Linked DNA regions of Homo sapiens: region 2 is linked to region 1. Evidence: read pairs that join two places in POLR2A ChIA-PET (ENCODE). Cell type or tissue: PC-9. All regions are shown on one strand. Links, peaks and the distances in the headings refer to the core of each region. The heading gives the core; the rest is flanking DNA.

Region 1 (5,392 bases), core at 288-5,287:
GCAGAAACTAAGAGAAAGAGCCACTTTTGCAAACCAGCCCATGAACTTTTAGCCAAATCCTCTTATGTAATGTAAGGTCAACAAGAGAGTATTCCCATTATATAGATGAAGAAATTGCATGCCGTTGAGAGAAGCTAAGTGACTTGCCTAACTTTATTATTGCTACTAATGGTAACCCAGAGCTCTGATGCTCAGGACTTCTAATTTCAGGTGAGTAGTTTGTACTACATAGTGCTGCCCTGCTACTCACTAGCCACCACCTCCCTTCTTTAATTTTTGCCTCCTGATGAAGCCACATTTCGTGGCTAGCCCAGCAGTAGGCTGGGCTTTTGGAAGGGAGGGCACCTTTTCTTGCCTTTAGGGGAAGGTCATTTCTGCCTTTGTGGGAAACCACCTGAGCAAGTAATGACAGGGCACATCATGTAAACAATATCTAAGGGGTCAAATGGATTTTATTTTTGATATGCATTAATGGCAAGGTCACTATGTAATTTTTTTGGCCAAACTAGCACATTTTTTAGAGTAAAAAGGGGCACGAATGTAATGAAAATTATATATTTGGAATATCTATTGGCTTACAAATATATTAGTGAACTTATAGAATAGTTTCAGACCATTTTCAAAATTAACATTTTAAAAGATAATTTATATCCTTATGTGTTAAAATAAAAATTTATATTACATGAACATTCAGCATGAACAATTATTCCTGGTGCATATTCACATGCTTGAATCAGTTTCTTAGCTGTATCTTTTAACACCTTGATCCTGATAATTTTCTGAAAAAAGTTAATAAGATCTTATGCTTTGTTTATTTTTTTTGAGACAGAGTCTTTCTCTGTCACCCAGGCTGAGTGCAATGGTGTGATCTTGGCTCACTGCAACCTCCGCCTCCTGGGTTCAAGTGATTCTCCTGCCTCAACCTCCCGAGTAGCTGGGACTACAGGTGCATGCCACCACGCCCAGCTAATTTTTCTATTTTTAGTAGAGACGGGGTTTCACCATATTGGTCAGGCTGGTCTTGAACTCCTGACCTCGTGATCCACCCGCCTCGGCCCCTCAAAGTGCTGGAATTACAGGCGTGAGCCACTAGGCCCGGCCCTTGTGCTTAATTTTAAAATTAAATTTTCTGCAATTTTCTTAACAGTTGCAAATAGAATCTTTGCTTTAGACAATGGTTATTTTAGTTTTAAAGGTACTGTCTCTATAGATGCTGAAACACCACATAAACTGCTAAATGGAACAGTCTTAATTCTACATTTTGCACATTGAAATGGGAAGATATTTTAGCCTAAATATTTTCACAGGTGCTATGTTGGTGTATCTTTTCAAAGTACTTTTCTTTGACAAATATTTAGATAAAAGAAATAAGTTGTTTTTGTGTATGATTTTAAAAATAGTTTACCATATTTAGATAGGGGAAAATTAAAGTTTTTCTCAATTGTATTCCAATGTTTTACAAAATGGTAATTTATTCCAGGAAATTTTATTCAACAAAAAATATGAGTTCCATCAGAAGATTATTCTCAGACATTGAACTATTTAAAATTGCTATTATAGATGTATTTATTTACTAATTCTGCTGTATACAAAGTTCCACAAACTAGCTAGCTTGAAACAGCAGAAATCTGTTTTCACACTGGAAACAGTGGAAGGAGGCTGGAAGTCTGAAATCAAAGTATCTGTAGGCCCACACTCTGTCGACTAGCTTCTGGTTATTGCCAGCAGTCCTTGGTGTTCCTAAGGAGTTTGCAGCTGCATAACTCCAGTCTTTGCCTCTGTTGTTAAATGGTTGTCTTCCCTCTCTGTCTTCACTTCCCTTTTTATGTGTCTCTGTGTCTTCTCTTGTAAGGACAGAAATTAAAATTACTTGTGCATTGTTTGAGCTATGATTTTTTAAATTAGTTTACTTCTTCCCTTCCTTTTGAAGAGATAAGGTTTCTGTTTGTAAGCTTTGGTTTCACTGATTACAATTCACTAAAAACTTTAAATCTGAAGGTGTCCCTACTCCCATTTGGTCTGTTTGTTGAATATGTTGATTAATAATGACCAACAACTTTTGAAAAAAATGCAACAAGTGTTGCCCATCCCAGTGCCAGGCCAGCCCCCACAGACACAGCTTGTAGGCCAGTCCTTGCAGACCCAGGCTCTAGGCCTGCACTAATGCCAGGGCAGCATCCAAAGATTCCAGCTGAGCCTCTGCAGACTTAGGCATCAGGTAGAAACTCATGGACCCACACTGTAAGCCTGCCCCAGTACCAGGTCAGCTTCCATTAATTCAGGTCCAAGCCTATCCCCAGGGACCCAAACTCTGCACCCAACCCCATGGTTCTAGGTACCAGGTCTTCCCCTGCAGATCTAGGTACCAGGGCCATTCCAGAGGACCCTGGGCAAGCCTAGTCCCCACAGACTTGGGACCAGACCCATTCCAATGCCAGGCTGGTCCCCATGGACTCAGGCTCAAGACCTACCCCAGTGCCAGGATGGCCCCTATGAACCTAGGCTTCAGGTCTGTATTTGCAGACCAAGGCTCCAGGACTACTCCTATATACCCAGTTGACAGCCCACCCCAGTGGACCCATGCACCGGATTAGCCCCCTGTGAGTTGAAGCATTAGGCCCACCACCTGCTGACCTAGGCATCACCTGCCAACTAATCCAAGGGCTTTAGCAGCAAGCCCACCCATGGGCCATGCCGGATGGCCCATCAAGAATCTCTAGATCCACTGACTGGTGAAGGGCTTTCCCTGCTGAAGCCAGTTTAGAAAGACTGGAATAGGCGCCTACTTCTTCAAGCGATAGACAGCAATGAAAGGCCACAGGCTTGTGAACCATTAGGGAAACCTGGCACCACAAAAAGAACAAAATTAACAATAATTGACATAAAGAAATGGAGAGCTACAGGCTGCCTATCCAGAGAACACAGGTAGACAACTAGACAATATCAGTGATTTAAAATACTACAAAAGGGTAAAAACCAGGTACTGTGGGAGCTCACAGCAGATTCCCAGGGTACAGGGTTGGGAAAACATCACAAGAGTGTTTTATAAGCTGAGACTTGAGCAATGTGTGGGACAGACTTGGCAAAGTGGTTGGAGAGGTGAGAAAGGGAAGGAAGAGTGTTTCAGGCAGAGGGAATATTATATCTGAAGATCTGGAGAGAACATGGTGCAGTTCATGAATTAAAATATGACTGGTGTGTAGTGCGCGACTCACTAAGCACAGTGTTCTTTAACAGTGAGGCTAAAGTAGCTCATGCAGAAGTGTGTAACCCATAGGGGATTGGGATTTTAGTTAACTTTTTCCCCCAATTTCTCAGGTCAGAAATGTTAGAGTCATGTTTGCCTTCTGTTTTTCTTTTTTTCATATCCTACACCCAATCTCAGTAACTCCCAAGGGTTCCACTCTCAAAATAGATTCAGAATCAGACTACTTAGCACCTCCATGGCTACCCCTTTGCCTAACTCCCCATGATCCCTTGTTTGTTATACTACACTAGCTTCTTAGCTGGAGTCTCCACTTCTCCCCTTGATCTCATAGAGTCTATCCTTCATATTTTCACCAGTTATTTTAAAAGTGAAAGTCACGTCAAAATCTCTAAATGGCTTCGTGTCTCACAGTAAAAGCCAACATCCTTTCAAAGGCCTGCAGGGCCTTATATAATCTGATGTCCCATTCCTTCTCTGACTTCATGTCTTACCCTAGTTCACTTGTTCTTTCCACTGCAACCATTGGCCTCTTGCTATTCCTCAAAGATTTCAGGTATGCTCCTTGCTAAAGGCCTCCATACTTGTTCTTCCCTTCCCTTGGCCTAGAATGCTTTTCTTCCAGAAATCTACATGACTCATTTCATTCATTTCTGCCCACGTGTCACCTGATTTATCAGAGAAGTGATATCTTAACCCACCTATGTAAAATAACTCTGGCCCTCAGATAAGTCCTTTCTCTGCCTCATGTTACACATATTAAATACTTGTTGTTTTTCAATTTGCTTATATCTTCTTCAACTAGAATATAGTTTCCATAAAAGTAGGTAATTGTTTTGTGCCCTATTATTTATATTCCCAGTGCCCAAAATAGTTTTCAGCACATAGGAGACTTTCAATATATATTTGTTAAGTGAATAAACAATGAGCATGTGGTGGGGAGTTTTAACCAGGGAGGTGCTGTAATTAAATTAGAAAACAATCACTCTGGCTGCAGTATGGAAAATGGATTAGAGGAGATCAAGACAAGCCGGAGAGAAATTTTAGGAGATGTATTATTCAGGGGCTGAACATTTGAATTGTTGCTGATGTTTAACCTTTTTAGCTTTTCAAGAATTTTCATGTTGAAAAATCTAATTTGTTTATGCACTAAAGTAATGAGAATGTGTGAGTTGACTAGTTCTTCCAGCACATGGACCAATACAGGCACTCTCTCATTGGACCTGCATTAATTTGAGGTTGCTTCATTTTGCCTCTTACAGTGACTCCTACAGAGCTAGGCTTGCTGAGTCTCTACGGTGACTGATGGAGTCAGTTGGAGGGGCCAGTTGCTACTGAAAATGCTCAGAGACCTAACTCCTAATTTACCCATAAACACCAGCTAGCCAGGCTGTATCATGTCTGCTGTAATTAGTTAGCGAGCTGACTTAGCACCTCAGTGCTATAATTTAAAGTAAACCCTGAACAGTCTTAGACTTGAGTATGCACGGTACAGTTAAGTTTAATCTGTATACAGGTTGTCTCTTTGGAGTCTGGGAATCAGTTTATGCTATTGGTCTTCTCTGACAATCTCCAGGTCACGCAGATTTGTACTGTCTAGGACATAATTAGCCTAGATTATACTCAGTGATTGCCAGCTTCACAGTGGCCTGTGAACAAATTATTTTGTTTAATGTGAGTGAATCAATAATGTGTCAGCAGTAGCATCACTACTCACATGCTATAAAATGCAAGACAGAGTTCAGATGTTTTTATATTTTAAAATAGAATGTATATTCCTTACTGTGTTAGGTGATTACTAGTTTTTTTAACAGATGAATCTGCTTCTATAATAGTGTTCTACCCCAAGAAAATATTGCTGACACAAATTGATTTATGGAAAGTTTTATTTGCTACTACCTATAAATGAGTTGTGCTGGAATTTGTTGCTGTATCTGCAGTTCTTAGTATTTGCTAATATAAAAGATCCTTGTTATCTTAGTGCCAAAAGGCTACTTAAATGAATTCATAAAATATCCTTACCAGAAATTCATAGGAAACAGTGAAAAAAGTTTGTTACTTTACTTTGAAAAATAAAAACCTCAAAAGTTTTATTTTATTTTAACTTGATTTGCTTATAATTACATACAAAGTATTGGAAGGTACAAAGCACAAGCTACAAAAATCACTCAAGAAATATTAGATAAC
Region 2 (5,392 bases), core at 126-5,125, 190 kb after region 1:
TTAAGGGAGAATAATAACCAGACAAGACTCAGAAGGAGGTAAGAAGCAAGTCAATAAAGAATACATGAAGAGGGACCAGGAAGAAGGAGTCTTCTTTTTAAGAAATGGCAATGAAGAACAATGTGGTAAATGAGTTAATATAAAAAGTCAGAGGATATAGAAAAAAGCTACTATATTTAACAACATCTTAAGTTCTGATTTAAGAACAAAAAGTACTCATAAAAGATATTTCTCAGCTTACTTTCTTTACATGGTACTTAAATAATGCCTCCAAAATTACTGTTTATTTATTTATTTTTTTGAGATGGAGTTTCACTCTTGTTGCCCAGACTGGAGTGCATTGGCGCAATCTTGGCTCACCACAACCTCCACCTCCCGGGTTCAAGCAATTCTTCTGCCTCAGCCTCTCGAGTAGCTGGGATTATAGGCATGTGCCACCATGCCCGCCTAATTCTGTTATTTTTTTAAATAGAGATGGGGGTTTCTTCATGTTGGTCAGTCTAGCCTCAAACTCCCAACCTCAGGTGATCCGCCTGCCTCAGCCTCCCAAAGTGCTGGGATCATGGCGTGAGCCACCATGCCTGGCCTGTTTTTTATTTATATATTTATTTTATGGTGCAAAATGATCAGTGAGGTCAATAGACATTTACCAATTAATTTATTTACCAAATATTTATTGAGCATGTATTGTGTGTCAGATACCATGTTAAGTACCAAGAATATAAAATAAATAAAAAAAAGAATTATCTCTTTCTTCTAGAGCTTTCCTTTTAATGGGAGAAGCAAAGAAATAGATATATGAAGAAGTGATAAGTGTTCTGATAGAATAAGTCCAAAATGTAATGCAAGGTTATCAGTCAAGTAACCTAACATGGTCCAGGAAGATCAGGGAAGACTTCTGAAGGAAGTGGTATTTAAGTAGAGACTAATTTGAGAGTTGACCAGGACAAGAAATAAGCAAAAGTACCAATTAACTTGATCTCAAGTGTCATATAAAATATTTTGAATTCAAAAGTCACAAAAGTGGAAATGTTATATAACCCCAAGGCTTCAACCCTCAAATTTACCCTCTAACATTAAAAAAAAATCCTACCTTGTTGTTGTACTATTGATTTGATTTAGTTTTTTCCTTCTAAATATATTTTATTGACCTGTGATTCTGGAGGGTCAGGGTTTCTCAGAGCTTCCAGAGACCTTTGTACAGCAGATGTGTTAACAAAGAGCAGAAAGTTTCATCTTTGAGTGCTCTAATGTTCACGAGACTGGCGTTACAGGTAGCTATATAGAGAAGGGTAGCTATAAATGAACAACCATTTGTTTTGGAGACCCACGGTACATGGGATATATGTTTTCCAAGTCCAAAGACACACCTTGTCATCTAGGTAGGACACAGATGGCCTCTAGGGAATTGGCTTAAACTTTACATAAAACTTAGATATTCTGTTGGTGAGATTTGGAGTTTCATTTAACTTCATTTTTTTCATATACTCTTAAGAATACAGTTGCACTGAGTCAGAAAGAACGGATCTAAAGTATTATTTCTTCTGGTACAAAGGTGGAAAGTTAACTGGATGTTATATGTAAGTGAGTTTTGGAAGATGTCTTTAAAGGAAGGAAAATTAATGGTGTTCCAGGAAGTTTGTGGGGTTGACTGGTGAGATGTCAAGCATTTTGAGGGATTCTGAGGCTGGATTTATAGTCTGAGAGAGACATAGACACTTGAAAGTAGAGTCTAGAAGCCTTAAGAATGATTTTCTTTCATTTCATCATTTTTCTGATATGCCATTCTGAGATTCAAATCAGTTCAAGTTCCATAGCACCATGTTAACACTGAGCACGTTGACTCATATTTGTTTCTCAGTCTCACCTTTTAGCCCTCACTGAAGATAAAAGTTTTTCCCCCAAAATTGAGGTAGATTGGAAAGGAATAAGAAGAGAGACCAATAAATTTAAATAAGGATTGAATGTAATATTAAGTATAGAATCTTAGAGAATCACGTTGTTCCTAATCTCATTATTGCAATGTGCAAGAATATTTTTCTTAAGTAGAAATAATGTTTATAATTGCTATGTAGTATTAGAGAAAATTATTTTTGATGTTTCTTTCAAATTAAATAGAAAAATGTAAGTATGCATGTCATAGTAAGATTTACAATAAGTAGCTTTTCTATCCCATTCATCTGAATATATCGTAGGTTAGACAAAGGCCCACATGGAAGAATGATTTATCTCTACTACCTGATTTTTACACTTACACTTTGACAACTTACAAGAGGCCCAGGCCGTAAATGTCCTCATTCTGAAGCTCACTCATATCCATCCTCACTTACGGATTATTTGGAATTAGAAGAAATACATGATTTTATACGTCTGTAATTTGACTTATATCCTCTCTATGCTTCTGAACTTTCTCCTGAAAGGTTACCGGTGATCTCATTACTGCCACATCTTTTCCTCCATTCCTATTGTTTTGACGTCATTGTTCCACCTGCTATTGGTGCCTATGCTTCCTCTTGGGAACACCCACCTCCTTCTCCTTTGAGAATCCAGCGCTATCATGACTACTCTTACTATTTTTAACTCTTTTGTATCTCCTGGCCCTAAACAAATATCTGATATGTATTATTGTCAATGATTATATCTTATAGTTTTGTCTCACTCTTTCATTAAACATAATCTTATTTGAGTCCCATGAAGGACAGAAGCAACTATCTGCAAGGTGTAGAGATGAGGCTAATATAGTTTCAATGTCATAAGGCCAAGGGACTCAGAAATGGTGAGAGACAGGATTCAAACCTAGGACTTCTGACTATTAATTTGGTGTCTTTTTGGCTTGACTGATTATTTTCTTTTCTGGTATTTAGAATATTCAATTTATATACTTTTCTCCCATCAGAAAAATTGAAACTTTCTTTATGAATGTGGTTTGGGTCATACAACAAGATTGACTTCTTAATCCTCAGCAGGATCTGGATTTTCTAGCTCCTAAATCCTCATATTGTGTTCTGTGGAGTTCATGATTCATATGTTTTAAGCAAAGGGAGGAACATAAAAAAAGGAAAAAAAAAAGCCTGAGCAAAAATCTTAGGAGAGATGAAGTCAAGATTTTAGAAAACCGGAGAAACCTGTTTATAAGATGTATAATTTTTCCATATCCTGAGGACATTATCTGTGCTATCACTCTAGAATATTTTAGCCAATACCTTTGCACACTTGCCTAAGGTTGCCTAATGTTTAAAGGCACATACAGGTCAAGAAATAATGAAGTTGTGGTTCTATATTCTTAATGTGGTACCAAGTAAGCTATGTGATTAGAGATCATGTAGTTCAAGCCTACATTTTAAGGATAAGAAAAGTCTGATTCAGAGAGGTTAAATAACCTATGCAAGATCAGGTAACAATTTATTTTCAGAGTCAGGACGAGAGCTTGAATCTAGAATGTATAGTTCAATATTCTTTATCTTTCCGTGTTTTAGTTAAGACTAAAGCTGTTTGCTTGTAAAGCTGCATTGATTTGGGATTCTTTCTGGACCAAATGAATTAGAATCCTGGAAAGGTAAGGCCCAGATATAATTATATATTTTTGAAGCTGACCAAATGATTTAAAAATGTATCCACAGGTGAGAACCAGAGTCCAATAAATCTTACAATAAAATTTTAATAATTTACACAAATAATCCCTTACAGAGTAAGATGCCCTAGAAGACATAATCTTACTTAAGTGTAATTTTATTGGGGGCTATTTAAGTTCAAATATATATTACAAGTAATAAAGACTTTAATGGCTATTGTTTTATTGCATTCACTAGCAATGTTTTACTGTCTGTTGGTGGTAGTGATAAACAGAGAAAAACATACTAATCATGAAAAAATTCTTGGAGTTTTTTTGGCATTGCACTCAGTCATCTGCGTATTTTACCTCCAGAGTCTGCATAAATTAGGTACTGCTTATTGAATCTTAGATATAGGAAGTAATTCAGATATCTTTAAGGAGATTGAAAGACAAGAAGATTTCAAGTTTAAATGTCTACTATGTATGTTTTATCCTTTTTCTACATCTGAGAAGAACATTAACATTAATATTTGTAAAAACCACATAAATCCACATATGATTATGAAATAATCATGTAAATGATTGACAAGTAAAATGCAAAGTTCCTCGAATTAAATATATGCATTTAAATGGCTGTCTTGTGGTTGCATGAGACATAAAATGTTGAATGAATGGCTTTTTGAAAGTTAGCATTTTAACTGTTAAATGTTGCTTAAGGAGAAGGAAACATACAATTATATGCAACTAGGTGTTAGCTAAACATAAAACATGAAAAAGCAGTCCTTTAAGTAGGTATAGCTGCATTCCTAATTCATCATCACTATGTGTATAAATTACTGCTGTGTGGGTTTGCATAAGTGGCTGAAGGGGAGGTTCTTCTATTATTAGGGCGCAACTCATGGCAAGTATAACAAGCAGCAGCTTCAGAATCATCTAGGTTCCTAAAATCAAATACTATCTGGCCTTTTAATATTTTGTGATTACTGGGTAATTTTCAAGAGAATTATGTTGATGAAATTCACGGATGTCATTTTCGCTGTGACATTTTTAGAATAAAATGGTTTTCATAAACACAATGAGCAATAAAAAAGTGTAATTAGCAAATGCTTTAGCGATGGAAACTGAAAGATTGGCAAACATGATTTTCTTCTTGATAAAAAGACAACAACATATAAATTTCTTTTTCAGAAAAAATTAAAAACTATCTGCAAAGGAATATGAATGTTCTTTGCAATTAATCTGAGACTAAAAAACTCCAGAAACACAGATTTTAACTTAAAAAATGAGAGGATCATATGTGTAACAAACTTTGAACTTTAGGTGCACTTAATGCTACACGCTAAAGCAATATAATATGATAGCAAAGAGTATAGATGCTGTAGTCAGGCTGCCTGGTTTGAATCCCATCTCTGCGATTTATGAGCTAAAGAACCTTGGGTGAATTTCTTAATCCTTTTTGCTTTAATCTAAAAAATGAAATAAAAGAGTACTGACTTCATAGGGCTATTTTGAGGAATAAATAAGCAGATATATTTATATTTTATTTTATTTTACTTTTTTGAGACAGGGTCTTACTCTGTTGTCCAGGCTAGAGTGTAGTAGTATAATCATGGCTCACTGTAGCCTTGACCTCCTGGGCTCAAGTGATCTTCCCACCTCAGCCTCGGAGTAGCTGGGACTACAGGCATGTGCTACTTTGCCTGGCTAATTTTTTTTATTTTCATTTTTGTAGAGGCAAAGTCTCACTGTTTCCCAGGCTAGTATCAAACTCCTGAGCTCAAGTAATCCTCCTGCCTCAGCCTCCCAAATTGCTGAGATTACAGTCATGAGCCACAGTGG

The links. Peaks named below come from ENCODE experiments on the same cell type or tissue, not always from the same donor. Only the 100,000 strongest peaks of a DNase experiment are listed, where the experiment ranks them.
Region 2: POLR2A ChIA-PET joins it to region 1 with 9 read pairs; 2 of 35 experiments call an interaction of 5 or more read pairs at or near these places.

What each region holds. Positions count from the first base shown.
Region 1 is chr4:74,164,555-74,169,946 of GRCh38, forward strand. All of the region lies in intron 1 of MTHFD2L (methylenetetrahydrofolate dehydrogenase (NADP+ dependent) 2 like), which reads left to right. Among named protein-coding and RNA genes, the nearest start is that of MTHFD2L, 9.1 kb to the left of the region's middle. RefSeq lists an enhancer at 232-361. In PC-9, for the core only: no CTCF peak of the experiment used is centred there; no DNase peak of the experiment used is centred there.
Region 2 is chr4:74,355,079-74,360,470 of GRCh38, forward strand. All of the region lies in intron 1 of LOC105377276 (a long non-coding RNA gene), which reads right to left. Among named protein-coding and RNA genes, the nearest start is that of EREG, 7.4 kb to the right of the region's middle. In PC-9, for the core only: no CTCF peak of the experiment used is centred there; a DNase peak (open chromatin) is centred at 3,133; H3K27ac peaks cover 973 bases.